Linked DNA regions of Homo sapiens: regions 1 and 2 are each linked to region 3. Evidence: chromatin contacts called from ENCODE Hi-C or POLR2A ChIA-PET data. All regions are on one chromosome and are shown on one strand. Each heading gives the region's core, a stretch centred on a gene start or an enhancer-like site at or near the end of the contact. The rest is flanking DNA. Distances are from core to core; before and after follow the strand shown.

What was found. A loop is a pair of places that touch in the nucleus more often than their neighbours do. ChIA-PET counts read pairs that join two places held with the same protein, here RNA polymerase II (POLR2A). Pooled maps may share reads with other maps.
Region 1: a map of PC-3 shows a loop between it and region 3 (2.9-fold over the local background). The contact joins two enhancer-like sites. A Hi-C loop is called at or near these places in 3 of 168 maps with a recorded cell type or tissue (CD14-positive monocyte, IMR-90 and PC-3), 1 of 37 single-sample maps with no recorded cell type and 4 of 50 pooled maps.
Region 2: a loop to region 3 is called in a pooled map, with 9 times the contacts of the local background. The contact joins the promoter of LINC01655 here to the enhancer-like site in region 3. A Hi-C loop is called at or near these places in 1 of 168 maps with a recorded cell type or tissue (endothelial cell of umbilical vein), 2 of 37 single-sample maps with no recorded cell type and 12 of 50 pooled maps. POLR2A ChIA-PET finds 5 or more read pairs at or near these places in 2 of 52 experiments (activated CD4-positive, alpha-beta memory T cell and activated CD8-positive, alpha-beta memory T cell).

The regions. Positions count from the first base shown.
Region 1 is chr1:221,086,880-221,091,663 of GRCh38, reverse strand. All of the region lies in intron 5 of LOC101929750 (a long non-coding RNA gene), which reads right to left. Among named protein-coding and RNA genes, the nearest start is that of HLX-AS1, 210 kb to the right of the region's middle. Within about 2 kb of position 2,268, at least 3 of the 41 ENCODE cell types and tissues checked have a DNase peak (open chromatin) inside an H3K27ac peak, as active enhancers do.
Region 2 is chr1:221,838,638-221,842,998 of GRCh38, reverse strand. LINC01655 (long intergenic non-protein coding RNA 1655) reads left to right here and starts at 2,333. Exons shown (of 4, transcript NR_125989.1): 1 at 2,333-2,463; 2 at 2,546-2,691. RefSeq lists enhancers at 3,133-3,182, 3,553-3,632, 2,449-3,648.
Region 3 is chr1:221,435,229-221,439,626 of GRCh38, reverse strand. All of the region lies in intron 3 of LOC105372932 (a long non-coding RNA gene), which reads right to left. Among named protein-coding and RNA genes, the nearest start is that of LINC02817, 100 kb to the right of the region's middle. Within about 2 kb of position 2,954, at least 2 of the 41 ENCODE cell types and tissues checked have a DNase peak (open chromatin) inside an H3K27ac peak, as active enhancers do.

The DNA of each region.
Region 1 (4,784 bases), core at 1,019-3,518, 350 kb after region 3:
TCACGAGGTCAGGAGCTGGAGACCATCCTGGCTAACAGGGTGAAACCCTGTCTCTACTAAGAATACAAAAACTTGGCCGGGCGTGGTGGCGGGCCCCTGCAGTCCCAACTACTCGGGAGGCTGAGGCAGGAGAATGGCGTGAACCCGGGGTGCGCAGCTTGCAGTGAGCCGAGATTGCGCCACTGCACTACAGCCTGGGCGACAGAGCGAGACTCCGTCTCAAAAAAAAAAAAAGCAGAACTACTTCTGCATGGTGAGATTATAATTGATTCTTTTATTCTGCTTCTTTAAATTTTTCCATTCTAAACATATTTTCTAAAATAAACAATTCACATCATGGGTATTGCGCTCTGTGCTTCATTCTGTTATTGTGCTGAAGACCTCTGATTCCTATGCAAATTTTCTGCTCTTTTAAAAATGTTTTTCATACTGAAAAATGAATTATAAAAACCAGTGGGACAGAGGGCTTCCTGAAGGGGATGGTGAATAGTGCTCATACAGCAAAGAGATCAATACTTAAAAATGGAAACACCCCATTAAACTTGGCATGTTGGAAGTCATTGGTGACTTGGATAAGTGTCAATGAGATAGACACAGGACAGATGCCAATGGATCAAAAGTGATTTGAGATGAAAGAGATGACAGCAAATATAGATTACTATTCCTAGAACTGTGACTGTAAAAAAAAAAAACAAAAAACAAAAAACGACAACAAAAAAACAAACAAACAAAAAAAAAACAAGGGTTTTTTGTTAATGGCATCTTGATTGCACTGGTTACCCAGCCTCAGCATCTAGTCATCTTTGATACTTTATCTCCCTTGCCTCCTATGTTGGAATTACCAATTCAATGAAATTTGTAGAAATCAATGCCTCTAAAATGAATAAATGTTTTTTTGATTTTCATGGCTACATCTTCATTCAGACCATCATTGTTTCACACCTAGACACTTCGAGAACTTCCTAACTTTTGGCCTAGCACTTCACGCCTGCAACAATCTGCAAACTAACTCCCTTGTCAGGTTTACCTACCTTGACGACCCCATTTGAGTGCTTTTCTCCAGCAAAACTCTCCACCAAAATCATCCTGCATTTTTTCACATCCTTAAATTAGTGGGAACGATGATTATTATTGTTATTGTCCTTGACATAAATTGGAGAGGGTCAATGATCCTGAGTTGTTAAAATAAGGCCAAAGAGTTTAAGTGACTTACCCATGATCTCACTTGGGCTGCAAAGTCAGGACCAAAGCTCTGAGCTCTTTTTGGCTGCTCCATCTGAGGTGCACACAGCTGCCCCATGTGTTCCAAGAGGCATGAGCTGAAGAGGAAGGAAGTTGGTCCCAACGAACTTTACTGGCTACTGGGACCATGGCATAGTTGACTTATTTTATAGGTGCTGTCTGATTGTGATGCTAAAACCTTAACAAGGCTTGAACCTCTTCTTTTATTTTTATTTTGCTGTCTAGAAGTATCATAGAATCACTTGATATAATCACTTTGAATTTTCTTGTTATTTCACAAGCAACATCCAATAGTTTAGTATCAGATTATTAGATAATGATTAATAATTCCTGGTTTATAATTACTTATATTAAACTATGGCCTGCTGTACAATTATGACTGTCAAAACCTCATCACACAGCAGGGGTCGAAACTAGTAAGATATTGCCCTGGGATTAGCCATTAAATCATCTGGAAATTGAGTAACCATCATCATATGGCAGTGATTTACTTATTTTTCACAAAAAAAAAGTTTATGTTACTCTAGCATTCTCTGAGATAACATTTTAGGACTCTTAAGAATCTAGAAAAGGTGATAAATATCTGCAGTTCTTTTCTTGTTCCCTATGGGGAGAAACTTTATACAATCACAGATATATATGTAGAGAATATCATGTAAGCCGTTGGTTTGGATCCATAAACATTTTAGGTTTGCTTTCCTGGATACCTAAGTTTGAAGGGAGCGTGGTTTCATCCACTTATTTAGACAAAAACATGAAGAAATTAGACTCTGATAATTTCTGAAATTTGCCTCAGAGAACTCACATTTTTGCTTTACAGACACATGCCTTGGAAGTTTTAGTAAGTGAGGTCATCTTCCTCTAATGTTTGCTATGCTTAATGACAATACAAATATGTTGAATTTATTAATTCACTTGTTCATATAACAAATATTTTAAAAATGTCTGCTATGCTGTGTTGTACTTGTAAGGTGACTCTGGATTTTAAAAAGGCCTGATTTGTAACATTTGGTGACTCCTGGGTGTATACACTCCCCTGTGGCTGATTTCAAGCTCCCAGTGCAATGTCGCTGAACACAGACTAGGAAGGAGATGAGCAGAATTGGCTCTGCCAAGCTCGTATGAGGCAGCGCCAGCCCACCCCTGATGCTATGTGTTTTATATATATATATGTTGTGTGTGTGTGTATGTATATATACATGGCATATATATGTGTGTTATACATATGCTATATATGTGTCTGATATATATGTGATATATATGTGTTACATATATGTGTTTGATATATGTAATATATATTTGTGATATCTGTACCATATGAAAATAGAAAAATTTATCTAAATCATCAAAAAAAGTTAAGATACTTTGATTCATTTCTTATTCAGGTAATAAACTGGAGTTCAAATTGAAGAGAGTAGTGAAAAAATTCTGGATGCTTTATTAGTTCTATACACAGGTTTTATTTCTGTGATTGACACAGATAACTCTGTGGCTGAAACTGCATCAGTAGAAATGTAATTAGTTCATAATTTCAATCATTTAATTGAATACTTGTAAATAATATTGAAATAAAATTTACATTTTCATTCCTTGGATATAAACCATTGACCAGTGTACACCTATGATTTTAGTTCATTTAGGATTGTATGGTGGTGAAATTAGTGTCATTTCATTAATATAAGCACATTCTTTATGTCAACTGGTCAGAGTAGTCTACTAAATTTTAAGGTTTGAGGTTTAATATTCTATGTTCTGTTGCATGGCTAGAGTACATCTACAGGCATGCCAGTAATCTTGTAGTGTCACAAGAGAATTTGATAATAGGGAATTGAATGATTAGTATAATCTATCCTCACTATTAAAAAAAAGTCAAAGGTAAGCCCTATGGATGACAATTTAAACACGTGCAGTGTGTCCAACATAATGCTAAGTTTATCATAAACTAATTTCTATAATGGTTATACAGGGTAAATATTATTATCTTAATTTATGTATGGAAATAGCTAAAGCTTAGGACAGTTTAGTAATCTGTTCCAGGTCACATAACCAACAGGGGTTGAAGCTCTGGTTCTTCCCTAGTACTGTCTGACTCTAAAGCCTAGGTTATCTTCAGAAGACAGAATAACCTACAATTTATACACAAGACAGTATAACCTACAATTTATAGAATCGTTATAAAGAATCAATAAGACCAGGATTGGAAAAGCTCTTGGAAAATTACAAATTGCTCCGTAATTGTTTTCAACTATAAAGTAATCCTTGTTAATTACTCAGAAAAAATATTTGCTATGTGACTAATATAAACATCCAGTGGGTTGCTCCATTCTAGTCAATCAGCTCCAGTCACCAGTTAATTTCTTCTCTGAATAAAAAATAAGTAGCACAATCTTAGCTTTTTCTGATTTCAAACACAATCAAATAATAAACCTTAATGCCAATCCCAATGCCCAGTAGGGTCTGTTACATGTTTTATAAGTATTTATGAGGTATTTACTGAATCCCAAAGAGTGATTACTGAATTGCTTTTCCATTAGAAGACTCAGCTCTAGTCAAATGGACTCACAAGCAGGATTAATAATTTGAGTTCATGTGGCTCATGCTCCCCAGTAGATGCATACATTCTAATGGGTTGTTTTTTAAAAACTGTGACTTTCTAAAAATTCTAAAGGTAGTACTACAACTATTTTATTTAAGAAAAGTATTGCAACTTTCCCTGGAAGTTTTATATTAAATGTTTTATTCTGATAAATCTTGAAGATGGTAGAACAAAAGCTACCATTAATTAAGCACCTTCTGAGTACCATTCACTGTATTACGAATTTAACTTTTTTTTTTTAATGAGTTAGAGTCTCGCTCTCTTGCCCAGTCTCAGCTCACTGCAACCTCCACCTCCTAGGTTCAAGCAATTCTCCCACTTCAGCCTCCCAAGTAACAAGGACTACAGGCACACACCACTATGACCCAGCTAAAATTTTTTTGTATTTTTAGTAGAGATGGGAGTCTCACCATGTTGGCCAGGCTGGTCTCAAACTCCTGACTCCTGGTGATCCAGCTGTCTCAGCCTCCCAAAGTACTAGGATTACAGGCATGAGCCACCGTGCCCAGTCTTTAACATATGTTTTGACCTATCCTAACAACCCTGAAAGATCAGCATAATTAAATGATAAGTACTGACAGGCGCTGGTATTGAAGCACTCCAGTATCACAAGAATAGGGGCCACAGGTGTACTAAACTTGTGTCTAATCAGCTAAAATGAAAGAAAAAGCTGAAAAGTACTGTGACCCACAGAATAAATTTCAATAAGGCACCGTTCTATATCGCACTGCCATCCCTCAGTTCTCAGTTGATTGCAGAGGTTTTCTCCAGCAGCATTCCTCAACCTCTGCCCTGTGTGCTGATTTCGGGTGCATTTTATCTGACTTTTTTTCACATTTACCAGAAAAAAAAATAAAGAACAACAAAAACTTTCCAAGAGGCTTACATTTATTTGAAAAATTGGGAAATTTGCAGATACATTTTGTCCTGAGGTTATAATGCCTAC
Region 2 (4,361 bases), core at 1,084-3,583, 400 kb before region 3:
TGAAAACTGTTTTGCAATGTTTGCACACACTTTTTATTTAAATTTTTTCTTATGCAGACACACTGGTAACTGATACCAAGTATGGGTAATCTACGGCAAAGAAAGGAGAGACAGGTAACACCAGGAAAGGCACACTGTCTGGAGGGGGCTGGGGCAAACTTTATTTGCTAAAAAGATTTAAAAATGTTTTACATTAGTTTTCAAGCTATCAGAAAATTAAATGCAAATATAGATTTCAATGCATGCTTAATTGTTATATACAAACTTTTATGCGATAAAATGTTTTTCTTCTGAATTAGTTCTGGCAGGATTTGGAGAGCACAGGTTTCTAGCTTGACTTATAGTGAGGGATGTGTAAAAGACAGCAGAGGAGGTAAGGATGTAGGGACAAGAGGCGCCAGATGCAGGGAACACTTCAGTGCCTGAGTAAAGAGATGGGACCTACGGGCTGCCTTTATGGAACATATAACTAAACAGCAGCAGGTCAAGTGTCATCAATAGAGATCCCTATATCAGGGTCCTGTCTATACCACCAAGTCATTTCTGCAGAGTCAGACATCAATGGAACCTTTAGAGATGAAATATTTTAAGTACAAGAACACAATTCACTATTGAAAAGATTCCCTTGATAGAGAAAAGAATCCTTACTAAAACGATACTATCTCATTCAATGTACTGGCCCAAGAGGCTCAGATTTGTGAGTGTATCAGTGGAAGGGCCTTGTAGTCTTGAATAGACTTTCTAGAAACCATAAAACTGAGCTTGTGGGCTGGTGATCCACCATCATAATCAATCCATCAATCTTCATGGTGCCAGCACTGTGCTCTGGGTGTTGAAGTTTCCCCAAATATGCCAGGCATCTGCCTGCCTTAGGACTTGACTCTGACTTTCCTTTCTGCCTGGAACACTCTGCTTCTGGGTATTCACTCCTCACTCCCTTGACCCCCAACTTAAATCTTTTCCCTAGTCTGGTTGACTTGGATTAACTTACTTTAAATTGCAACCATCCTGTGGCCTGCAATCCAGATCCTTCTTACTCTGCTCTACTCCTTCCTCTTCCCAAAGCACTTAACACCCTCTAAAATACGACACACTTTACTCACTTACTATGCTTATTGTTTACTGTTGTCTCTTAGGAATCCGGGCTTTGTTTAGTTGGTTCATTGACATATCCTCAGCATTGGGATCAGTGCCCAGCACATTGTAGATCCTCAATAAATATTTCTGGAGTGGAGGAATCAATGCCTGGTTTCTAGAGTTTCTGCAGTTAACACAAAATCTTTATAATGTTTCATTTTCCAGCTCATCCTTTGGGTGCCACACCCATGATGCTGCATGATGGACGTGTGTTCATGACTTGCAGCTGCTCCCTCATGGGGTAGCATAAAGATGCATAGGACTTAGGGTCCAGTTCCAGCCTTGCCGACTGTGTGGTCTTGGGCCTCAGTTTCCTCATCACTACAATAAATTCCTTAGAGGGTTTCTGAGAGGAAGAATGAGGTGACATAAGTGAAAGTATTTGTACACCATAAAATAGGATACAGCTGTTTTCCTGTTGAGAAATACACAGAACTTTGGGCTGCAGTTTTCACTGTTCATAAAATTTTCTGGCCTGGCTTGCTCATTCACTTCTCAGCTAGTTGTCAGTCATCATTGGAGTGGACCTCCACTGATGATCTGCTATGTGACTAGAACTCTCCTAGGCAATTACACATATTATCTCCTCACTTAACAAATCTACCTTTGTTACCCCACTTTACAGGTGAAAGAGAGAAGACTCATGAATTGTCAAAGCCACCTGGGTAGTGAATGTCAGGGCTGAGACCCAGATCCTCGACTGTCTGACATGATCGTATTCTTTCGTACTGCCTGTTTCACTGCTCTCTCTCCATAGCAACATGTCCCATCCCTCTCCCTACTCCAGTCTCCTACCCAGTCCCCCACTCTCTCACACTCACACACATATGTACATATACACCCTGCCCCATGACCTGGAGCAATGTGTATCTTGAAGAATCAGCAACCCTCAGCACTCAGATCACTGCCCAGCCTCAGCATCTCAGCTCATCTTGTCTTTTGTTTGTTTGTTTGTTTTGTTTTTTCACTTTAACCTCATTAAGGGTCAGCAAAGGATCACTTAAATTTTGAGTTATGCTCTGTCACATATTATGGGGTAAAGGTTGCATCATAATAATATTTTGGAGAGTCTTAGAGACCTCTGGACTATCCCATGTGAATTATGAGGTCATAGTACATATCCTGCAGGCTTTCAACCTTGACCAGAGGTTTTCATAATGAATGCAGCATCCCTGGGGAGTGATCTGAAGCTGGCGAGGCAATGAGAACACCCTGGCAGGGCAGCTGAGCTGGGTGGATCCTTGTTCTGTCACCAAGCCTTTAAGTCATATGCTGACATGTTACAGTCCTGCCTGGGACCCTGCCCACAAATACTTAAGATACACGGTGAGCTCACAGTCTGCTTGTCTGAGGTGGGAGAAATCATCTGTTCCATTCTTAAATTCCTCCTTTCTCTTTCTTTCCCCAGACTTTGGGAATCACCCAACTGATGGAAAGAACCAGGAAAGGGGTCAGGATCTGCACCTTGGCAAACTTTGAAGAACACCCAATTTGATGAATGAAAACTCCTCACTTGTGCTCTGGTGGTGTTTTAGGACAATGGGCCCCTCCTGGGTAATAGTTATTGATGCAGTCTCTATCAGTAACCACCCCAAGTTTGAGATCCTTTACAAGGGAAGGTCATATTTCCAAAACTGAAACCTTGACCAAGTATCCCAGAGAGATAGGAAGGAGATACCACTCAAGTGTGTCATGGGCCTGTCCCAGGGCCTGGGAGTCAGCAGTTGGTGGCCTGGGATCCAAGGGTTAACAGCATGACCTGTTCTGGCTGGCACCAGTCACATGGTGTGCCCAACCTCACTGTTATTATCTGTTTCGGGTGAGTCACTGAGAACACAGACAGGAAAGACCCATGAACTTAGCTAGTTTCGCCCCAGGGTGTGAGACTCCACACAACTGAGTCTGGGCCACTGGCAGTGACTCATGGCGGGCCTCATGGGATTGCTGACGCAAGGTTGGAAGGGCACGTGGTTCTTCCCCCCACCGCTGGGTAGAATCCCCGCCAAAACATCCAGGCTGGAAATCCATCTTGGTCCTTGGGGAGAGAGAAAATAAAAAAGAATCATTTCTGATACTATAGCAAAGTATACAGGTGGATTTGGCAGGTCCAACTGACGAGTCTTCCACATTCTGAAAGAATTGGCTTTCTCACAATGTTAGAGTCTCTAGGAGTACTGGGGAGTGCAAATTCAACTGTTATAACTGGCATATGCAGAGAAAACGGCCCTCCTATCTCTTTTCTATGACTTGTGATGTCTTCCTCCTACTCCTGACCATCCTCTTTGGGCCCCTGGGGGTTCCTGGCTGATTTAGCCTCACCTGAGCTCTTGGTGTCACTAGAGACAATCAGTGTGGCTGTGAGTCCCATTCATTCACTTCCTGACCAGGCTATCACTCTGCCCTGTTCTACCTTTGCTGTTGGAGTTCAGGACAGGCTGCTCCAAAATATGGCCCCTTGGCATTTTAGAAAACAGCAGAAGCAGTAAGGACACTCTCTGACCTCCTCTTGCCCTTCTCCCCTAAAGCAGACTATCAAACCTAGACAGAATTTTCTGACCACCTGAAAGAGACCACAAGATCCTCATTCAAGAGGTGCCTTCAGGCCGGGTGCAGTGGCTCATGCCTGTAATCCCAGCGCTTTGGGAGGCCGAGGTGGGCAGATCATGAGGTCAGGAGATCGAGACCATCCTGGCTAACAAGGTGAAACCCCTGTCTCTACTAAAAACACAAAAAATTAGCCAGGCGTGGTGGCACACACCTGTAGTCCCAGCTACTTGGGAGGCTGAGGCAGGAGAATCACTTGAACCCGGGAGGCAGAGGTTGAAGTGAGCTGAGATCACACCACTGCACTCCAGCCTGGGTGACAGAAAGAGACTCAGTCTCAAAAAAAAAAAAAGGTGCCATCTCTATACCTAGAGGAAAGGAACATCCTTATCCTCAAAGACACAGAGGCCAGGAAGAATCTGAACAAGGAGGTCTTGCTAAGTTCCCCCAAGGTTGTTACCATCAGATCACACCTTTTTGTCCTCCAATCATATTTCTCCATGACTATCCACTCTTCATCAACCCAAGCATAAAAATAAACAAGCTTCTCTCTTTCTTTGGGTCTTCGTTTCCAAAGGCTTCCATCCACATAAAACTTACATTAATACATTTGTATACCTTTCTCTTGTAAATCTGTCTTTCGTAAGGGGCACCTTACCCATGAACCTAGCGATGGATGT
Region 3 (4,398 bases), core at 1,705-4,204:
TGACGTCTCTTCACTTCCCTGTCTCATTTCCTTGCCCAGGTGGTGAGCCCTGTGCATGAGCCTCTGCCTGACTCATCTTTGTATCTGCAATGCCTCACACATGCCTCATATCTCCCCGCCAGGCAAGCAGTGTTAGTGAAAACAGGATGTCATCAGTTCAGTAAAGAAGAGATTGACAACAAACTGTGAATAGAAAAGTCAAATAGGAATGCATTGGCCTTTAAAAAAATTATTTTCCAAATTATCCTATAGTAAAGTTGACTTTTTTCTTTGATGTACAGCTCTATGGATTTCCACATATGTATAGATTTGTGTAACCACCACAAAGAGGATACGAAACAGTGCCATAACCCCCCAAAGCTTCCCCATGCTGTCCCTTTATATTCACCCCTCCCTCCACCATAATCCCTGGCAATCACTAATCTCTTCTCCACCATTGTGCTTTTGTCTTTTGAAACTGGCATCTCTTACTCAGCACAGAGTTATCTAAGTTGTTCTTTTTTATGACTGAATAGTGTTCCATCATATGTGGTATCACAGTTTATTTACCCTTTCACTCATTGAGGGACATTCAAGTTATTTTCAGTTTGAAGCTACTGTGTAAAAAAAAAAAAAAAAAAAAAAAAAAAGCTACTCTGAAGTTTTGTTTATCAGTTTCATGTGAACATACATTTTCATTTTCCTGGGGTAAATACTCAGGATCGGCCTTGTGGAGTTATAGCGTAGATGTATGTTTCACTTTATAAGGAAACTGCCAAGCTATTATCCAGAGTTGCTGTAGCATTTTCCAATTCCAGCCATCATGTATGTGAATTCTACTTACTCAGCATCCTTGTCAACACTCTGTGTTGTCAGTATTTATTTTGGACATTCTTTTTTTTTGACGGAGTCTCTCTGTTGCCCAGGCTGGAGTGCAGTGGTGCGATCTTGGCTCACTGCAACCTCTGCCTCCCGCGTTCAAGCAATTCTCCTGCCTTAGCCTCCAGAGTAGCTGGGATTACAGGCGTGCGCCACCACGCCCAGCTATTTTTTTTTCTTTTTCTATTTTTAGTAGAGATAGGGTTTCACCTTCTTGGCCAGGCTGGTTTTGAACTCCTGACATCAGCTGATCCACCTGCCTCGGCCTCCCAAAGTGCTGGGATTACAGGTGTGAGCCACCACGCCTGCCCTTATTTTGGACATTCTGATAGGTGTGTGGTTGTAGCTCACTGTTGTTTAAATTCACATTACCTTAATGGCTTGTGGTATTAAACATCTTTTCTCGTACTTTATACAGCAGTCCCCTCTTATCCAAGGTTTTTCTTTTTGCAGTTTCAGTTACCAGCAGTCAACTGTGTCCTGAAAATATTAAATAGAAAATTCCAGAAACAAACAATTCGTAAGTTTTAAACTGCACACTGTTCTGAGCAGTGTGATGAAATCTTGCGCAGCCCTGCTCCGTGGGACATGAATCCCCTCTGTCCAGTGTATTCATGCTGTATAGGCTACTTGCCTGTTAGTCACTGAGTAGGCATCTCACTTATCAGATTACTGTCACCACATCCATCGCATAGTCATTTTATCATCTCACATCATCACAAGAAGAAGAGTGAGTGCAGTATGAGATGAGGGAGAGACCACATTCACATAACTTTTATTATAGTAAATTATTATAATTGTTTTATTATGAGTAGTTATTTAGGGTTCAGTACGATCCACAGTTTCAAGCATCCACTGGGGGTCTTGAAATGTATCCCCTGTGGTTAAGGAGGCGATGGTGGGGGAGTCTCCTGTGTCTTCTTTGGTGAAGCATCTGTTCAATCTCTTTGTTCATTTTTAATTGGGTTATTTGATTTCTTATTGTTGAGTTTTGAGAGTTTGTTATGTAATCTGGATATAAAGTTCTCTGTTAGATAGGAGATTTGAAAATATTTTCTTTTAGTCTGTGGCTTGTCTTTTTATTCTCTTGGAAGTGATTTAGCAGAGCAAAAGTTTTTGATTTTGATAAAATTTCATTTTTTCTTTTTTGTATCATGCTTTTGCATCATTTAAAATTCCTTTCCTAATCCCAGATAATGAAGATATTTTTCTATGTTTTCTTCTAAAAGTTTTACAGTTTTATGATGAATACATTGCCTTTTGATGAACAAAGAAAATGGGCTACTTGATAATAGATTTCCTTCTTGGTGGTGTAGTTTGCCCTATTGATTTTGGAGAGTTGTAGGAGCCTTCTGGACAGGGCTGCATGCCTGGGAATGTCTCTTGCATCACACACAGGCAGAACCGCAGTCTGCTATCCACCATCAAATATTCAAAAATAGTCTGATAAGCAAGTGTTTTTTCATGTGTGCTAGAATCATATGATGATAATGCCTGATCTGAACCAATGCGAGACTACTTTTGTTTATTTTATCCCTACTGATGTGACCACCACACATTCAGTAATAGAACTCTTCATGTGTTGAATTAGGGGTCCTACTCCAGTCCCTGATCAGAGTATTCCACAATATTCAATGTATAGACTGTGTTACATATCTACCGTCTGAAAATTCTGAATTCTGAATAGTGGATTTGTTCACAAGGGTTTCAGAAAGAGGATTGTGCATCTGACATTTAAATGGTTCTTGTGATATGATAGTTCTCATAGTCGCAACGAGGAAGTCTTCTTCCAGTGTCCCCAAACCTGGCCAGAAGTTCACATTAATTTGACTGAGGATGGAAAGAGGGGTCACTATATTTACTACATTATTCAATCCAAATTAATATGTTTCTCTCATGACAAAGGAGGTTTCTTGATATCTTTTCCCATTCTTCTTTCTGGTGATAAAACTACTGACCAGTCAGCCTCTAAATATTGGAGAAGGCCTTGACTTTCACATGATGATGTATGTATATGAGTACACACATCGGTTAGAAACAGGATGGGAGGCCAGGGTTAGACCCAAGCAAGGACACCCCAGCCCTCTGCTTGCCAGGACTGGGATGCTGTGTGTCCATCTGGGCCAACTGGAAACAAGAAGAAAGACAGGGCTTGTGGCATGATTTGGGGCAGCCTGTGCACAGTGGCTGGCACAGAGCAAAGGCCCAATAGAAGTTAAGCAAAGGGCATTCTGACCACGATGTCTGGTCATTTCAGGTGTGACTGTGCCTATAATTGTACCATAAGGAATTCAGCCCATGCGACTAAGCTATGCCTTTCTCTGTAGTAGCTTAATGGGAAATCAGGGCATCTCCGGCACTGTAGTGTGTCACTTCATCAGACATAGAGCCAACTCACACATTTGTCCTTCTGATGCATGTCTTTCCTCCTCCTTTACCGATGCAAGTAGAGTGAGAACCCATGCTATGATTCCACTCCCTGTCTAAAACCAAGTGTACTCTGAGAAAGTTAGAAACTATTCTGTATCTGCTTCCAGAAGCTTATCTCAAGACTTAAAAATTGAAGAGAATAAAATTAATAGCCAGGAGTAACAAAAAAATAGAGAGATTTTAGCTTGCCATTTCTTTAAGTTATGTATTTTTGTCTTGTGAGGTTCAATTTGGAGAAAAGCACTTAGACACGAGGCAGGGTCGGTTCAGGGGCAGGGCCATATTTAAAAGCTCAAAATGCTTGCTTTTGTGGTGACAAAGGAATCGACACTTCTTTTTTCTTCCCCAAAGGAAACAGAAGCTTATTATCCTGACAGAGGAAATGCAGAAATTTGTAGGTGGAGATTAACCCTTACTCCCAAACACTGAGGCTCCTGTTCAACTTCTTGCTTAAGAGATTTTAGTAACTTTTAAAAATTCTTAGCATGCTACATTGGTTGGCTCTCCAAATAATTCAGAAAACTTGTGACCTGAAGCTTTCATGGAGTTGATGTAACTGTTCTGGAAATCTCTTGACTTGAACTTGAGACTCACTCACACACAGCTGCAGTATGTCCACCATCAACAGCAATCTGTACCCAGAAAGCAGTGGGAAATGGGGAAAAAACAAGAGACAACCTCAAAGAAATCTAGGTCTTTCCTGAGCTGCAGTTCTACATATTGACCACCAGGTGTCTATCTTCACACAAGCAGTCTTGCTTGGATGATGGTGTACTACTTGACTGTGGGATTATTTTAAAAATGAAAGCAATTTTTTAGATATGGGTATATATGTAAGTATAAATGTGCAAATGTAAAGTGAAGTCTCAAAGCCAAACTTAATAATTTACAATTCCTTATCTAAGTAGGATAATCAATTGAACCTTGTGTTGATCTTCTAAAGTTGTTTGGAAAAACTAATTGGGGGAGTAAATGGCCAATAGATTTGGGGAATGGTGAAAAAAAAATTGTCCTCTTCCTAAATTTTATCATGCTTTTTTTTTAAATTTCAAGATTCTTAGCATGCAAACAGGTGTATGTTCCCAGGAACATGGTTTTTGGTAAAAACAG